2 separate regions of the Mus musculus genome follow, and region 2 is linked to region 1. A link is a loop called in an ENCODE intact Hi-C map of the cell type or tissue named here. Cell type or tissue: heart. All regions are shown on one strand.

The links. Peaks named below come from ENCODE experiments on the same cell type or tissue, not always from the same donor. Only the 100,000 strongest peaks of a DNase experiment are listed, where the experiment ranks them.
Region 2: it touches region 1 in a loop (2.2-fold over the local background); 14 of 42 quality-filtered maps call a loop at or near these places.

What each region holds. Positions count from the first base shown.
Region 1 is chr11:100,938,848-100,941,347 of GRCm38, forward strand. Stat3 (signal transducer and activator of transcription 3) reads right to left here and starts at 693. Exons shown (of 24, transcript NM_213659.3): 1 at 409-693. Gm46295 (a long non-coding RNA gene) reads left to right here. Exons shown (of 2, transcript XR_001780333.2): 2 at 226-1,395. In heart, a CTCF peak has its summit at 977; a DNase peak (open chromatin) is centred at 694; H3K4me3 peaks cover 1,487 bases; H3K27ac peaks cover 1,496 bases.
Region 2 is chr11:100,723,972-100,726,471 of GRCm38, forward strand. All of the region lies in intron 1 of Rab5c (RAB5C, member RAS oncogene family), which reads right to left. Among named protein-coding and RNA genes, the nearest start is that of Hspb9, 11 kb to the left of the region's middle. In heart, no CTCF peak of the experiment used is centred here; a DNase peak (open chromatin) is centred at 1,150; H3K27ac peaks cover 1,300 bases.

The DNA.
Region 1 (2,500 bases):
GCTCCTTCTAACGCCTCCACCCCAATGATCTCCACCTGAGTGGCAGTGGCTCTGGTGGCCCGAACGTCCCTAGCCTCCGGGAGCAGTCACAGGAGGGCCGCTTCTGTCAGTTCTGTTACCCTCAGCCTAGAATGTCCTCCCCCCCACGGTCCTACACCCCCCAGAACTCCCCACTCTCTCTCCGCATCTCCCCCTCGAAACTTACAGCGTCCCTTCCTTTCCCAGGCTGGTTCCTGTCATCCGGACGTCAGTGCCGCCGGGACGACCCTGTGTGTCTCCTCCTATCCTCCTGCCCCATGTAAGTGTCCATTCACAGCTCTAAGCACCCCCACAGCTGACGAACCGTGGGGTCCCCCATGCCGTCCCCCGTGCCGTCGGGGAGGTGGCCCCACCCTGCACCCCCTTCACCTGTCTCCGGGGCTGAGGCCCGACTGGCCGGCCTGCGCTGACTCCAGGCGCGAGCTGCTGGGCTCCCGAGGGCCGCCTGGCCTCTCCTAGCCGACGCGGTCAGGCGACACCGAGCGGGGTTGTACCTCAGCGATCCGGTTAGGGCTCGTTCCCTCCGCCGCGACGTCGGAACCCCAGGTTCCCCCTCCCTGTCTACACTGCAGCTCCGGAAACCGCTGAATTACAGCCCCTCCAGCCAATCCCCACCCAGCCGCCACTGGCCAAGACACGCCTCCATGCATAATTAAGGAATGGCCAGCTGGCTAGGCCACCCTGAGGCCTCCGGGCGAGCGCTGTACTTCCTAAGCCCCGCCCACTAACCAATGAAAAACGCCTCTAGGAGAGAAGGCGGGGTCGAGAGCTCTGGGCACACCTCCCTGAGTTGGCTGTTCTGAGAGCTTTGTGCTCCTCCCTCCGCGACCAAGGGACGCGCAGAGGCCTAGCTTACAAAAAAGCCCGGGGGGAGGGAGGAGACATTAGCGGAATGTCCTGCTGAAAACTCAGCTGAGTTCCTGGCAGTGCGTGACGTCAAGACACTTTAAATGCCCTGATACGGCTCGCTTCTGCCCGCTCTCCCTTTTCCCGGCCCTTGGCACCACGTGGGGGCGAGTTTGTGAGCTCCTTACCACGTGGGAATCAGCCACTTAGGCGGTCCCCAGGTGTCACCCCACTTAAGCATTTGGGTTTGTGGAGACATCAAAAAAGAACATGGGCAACTCCTGGCTGCTCTGAACTTCAGTTCTGCGTGATTATGGGCATACACCCGGAAATATGACGTGGAAATAGAGTAATTACTAGATTGCGTGGGGGAGAATAGTGGCTATAACCCGGTTCTCTGTTCCACCATTTCAAACCTGAATCTCAACAGCAAGGCTGATTGGTCAGCTCACAGAAATGCAGAGAGCCTATGCATGACAGCTGACACGAATACACAGTACTTGCCATTTCCACGTGTGTCTGAGTTCTTTTTTTTTTAAACTGTTATACTGGGTCTTGAAATTCTGAAAGATAGTTTTGACCAACTTGTTTCCATTAAAAGGTACTTATTTTAGGAGCTAGAGGGATGCCTAAGTTAAGGGGACTGCCAGGCTGATCCTGGTAAAAATTCAAGTTCAAGTTCCAGCATCCCACAAGATGGCTCTTAGCCATTTGTAACTCCACTCTGGGGTCTGGGGGGGGGGGGGGGATCTGAAGCCCTCCTCAGGCCTCTGCCCGCAGCAAAGACACACACCTTGTGCAGAAAAACGTGCAGACAAAATTAAATCACTTTTAATTAGGCACTTAATTTTAAGAACTGAAGCTAACACACACAGAGAGAAAGCCCATAAAATATTCTGATGATTTTAGGATTCATTGTTAACATTAACTAGTCTTTCACCATTAAACTTAAATGTCCAATTGAGACAAACCAGTTCTTCCACACTTTCCCACTACTGCTTAACTAGAGTGGCAGGAGTTAGGAGTAACATCCATTTAGTCTTTTGGGGGGGGTCTTGACGCTCTTGAAATTATCTGACCTATTTCACGTCTTGTATGTTGGGAGTACAGATTTTACTGAGTTGGAATCAGCAGTTCATGGTACGTGTATATGCTTGGCTTTCTGTCATAGAGAATGAACTCTGCGTACTGCAGTGATTTGTATGTATATGTGATGGTAGGGACTTACAAGTACACCTATTGGTGTTTGTATTGCTGGTGATTAGCACAAAGAGAGATAAAGATAAAAATCTAAAATCTACAAGGGGCTGTTACCTCTCCACAAAGATAATCCCCCAATGGTATATTTTAAAACACAGCTAATATACACAGTTCAGGAAACTTCAGGTTTTTGTTTTCTTACTAGTATCCTGTTTTCTTGAGACAGGATCTTAGGATCTCAGAGATTTTTTTCCAGCCTCTATCTCCTGAGTGAGCTGAGATTGAAAACATTCCTCCCACACCTGTGGAAGGCTGCAGATTTTTCTGTTTTTAAAGATTTGTTTATTTATATGAGTACACTGTAGCTATATACTTCAGACACACCAGAAGAGGGCGTCAGATGCCCACTACAGAT
Region 2 (2,500 bases), 210 kb before region 1:
AATATAGCTTGAAATAAATCTTGGCTTCTCTGTATTGTTTTTGAAGACTAGCAAAGGTAAAGAAATACAGCTGCCAGATTAATTCACTGTTAACATTTATATTAATTAATTTTACATGTGTGTATAGTGCGTGTATGCATGTGTGGTGTACATATATGTGTGCAAGGAATCTTTCCTCCTGAACTAGTAGCAAAGATATTCCATATTTTAAATCAAGTAGCAGAATAAGTTTAAGTTGTTTGGAGTAAAGAAATCAAGTCCTTAAGAGCTAGGCACCAACATAGCTGCCCGTAGGATGAGTAACAATCTTTTCCCCTGAATGTTTGGCAATGGTGAAACTTCAGGCCCATGACAAAGGACTCCCTCAAGACCCATTCCCAGCCCTCAATAAGAATCCTGGTTCACTCACAGACCATCAAGAGTGAGCACCAACCCCAACTTCATGCCTTTCATAGAAAGGGAGCATGTGGAAGGACTTGGGGAAACACCATATTTAGTATGTCTTTTCCCAATAATACACACGAAGGGGCAGAAGCAAGCTCAGGGCCCTGGACACTACAGTCTGTGCACATGCTAAGAATGGACAAGAAACAGGACAATCAGGACATTGCTCTTCATTGTTGCTGTACTCTGGGTGCCTCAGGTCAGTAGCCACTTTTCTCTTCAGAATCTACATTAGACCATCTACATCAGAATCTCTGGAGTCTAGAACTCACGGCTTTAAAATCAGCTCCTCAGAGGCAGAGGCATGGGGAGCTCTGTAAGGTCAGAGGCCAGGTAGGACTACAGAGTGAGACCCCGTCTCAAAGAAACAAACAGAAGTAGCTGACTGACACACCTGAGCTCCAGCTGAGAAGGGAAGGCAGACAAATCCATACTGACATACATGAGCAACCACTGAGTGGGGCAGGGCCTCACTTTTCTAAGCTGAAGCCTTCAAGACACCAAGGGCTGCAGCAATATCGCCCCTTCTTAGTCCCTGTGAGGAATGTTCACGCTTCTTTTCTCTGCTCCATACCCTAACTTCACACTGCTGTCCTTCCTGGTAAAAGGTCTATCAATTCCAGCTGGTGGGTGTCTCTGGCGCTTCCTGTTTGCTTTAGAGACTTCCTCTCCTGCAGTGAGGACAGCCTGAGCAGGGAGCAGATTAGAAACCGACTGTAGGCCAGGGGTGGGTGGAGATGCAGTCACTTAAGGTTAGCTGCTGAGGACGGGTGGGGACAGGACTAAGAACTGGCTCTGCCCAGCACTCTAGGGAGGTGGTCTAGCCAGAGACTTGAGCTTGAGAAGGCAGAGCCACCTCCTGAAACTTACTAGTTAAAGAGAATGGAGCACTGGCCTGAGCAGAAGTCATTAGGTTCAAAGGCCAAGGGAGCCAGTATCAAAAGGTAGCCAAACAGAGCCAAGGACTGATACAGAGGCCTCAGGGCACTGAGGTGAGGACTGGCCCACAGTCTCAGAAGAGGGATCTTTCTTCCCAGGAAAACTACTGCTAAGACACACTTGGGCCCAGGGCAGTCTGAGAGAACTGTTAAGCTGCAGAGCTAGAGGCAACAGCAGCAGCCTGGAGTCTCCTATGCCCTGTCCTGACCTCAGCAAAATCAGGTTAGGGCTCAGAGAGGGGTACTGGGCCCAGCTCCAGTCAGCTGGTTAGTTCTGTATTCTTGGCCAAGTTATACAAGTGGTCATTCTCAGCTTCAGTTCCTTATCTACAAAATGTATTATTTAATGTTAATTGCATTGGGTTTCCGTAAAGGTTAAGTAAACACAGAGTATCCAACATAGAATTAAGAGGAAGGTAAGATTCCAAGTTAAACTACAGGCTAGTTACTTAATTAACTCTGACTCCTTGTTAACTAAAAAGGCCATATAGAGCTAACTATGTCAATTACAGAGGTAAGGTGTAGTGACTTGCCCAGGGACACACAGCAAGGTGATGGCAGAGCCCAAACCCATGTAACTTAGGAAAGGTCCCCCTATCAGAGATGGAAGAAAAACCAAAATTATCAACATAGTCACATCTACTAAGCATAACAAGTTAAAGAGCTGGTTTTCTTTTTCTTTCCTTCCTTCCTTCCTTCCTTCCTTCCTTCCTTCCTTCCTTCCTTTCGTTTTCTTCTCTTCTCTTCTCTTCTTTTCTTTTCTTTTCTTTTTTCTTTTCCAAGACAGGGTTTCTCTGTGTAGCCCTGGCTATCCTGGAGCTCACTCTTTAGACCAGGCTGGCCTCGAACTCAGAGATCCATTTGCCTCTGCTCCTGAGTGCTGGGATTAAAGACTGCCCAGTGGGAGTTGGTTTTCAATGTTTTTTTTTTTTTTCAATTTATTTATCATGGGTGTGTGTATGTACATCACATGTACATAGAGGTCAGAGAACAACTCTCAGGAGTGGGTTCTGGGGACAGAATCCAGGCCATCAGACTTGGCAACAACATGCTGCACCATCTCCACAGCCCTGAGTATGCTTCAACAAAACAACGGCTGTTAGCAGGAAAACACTTTT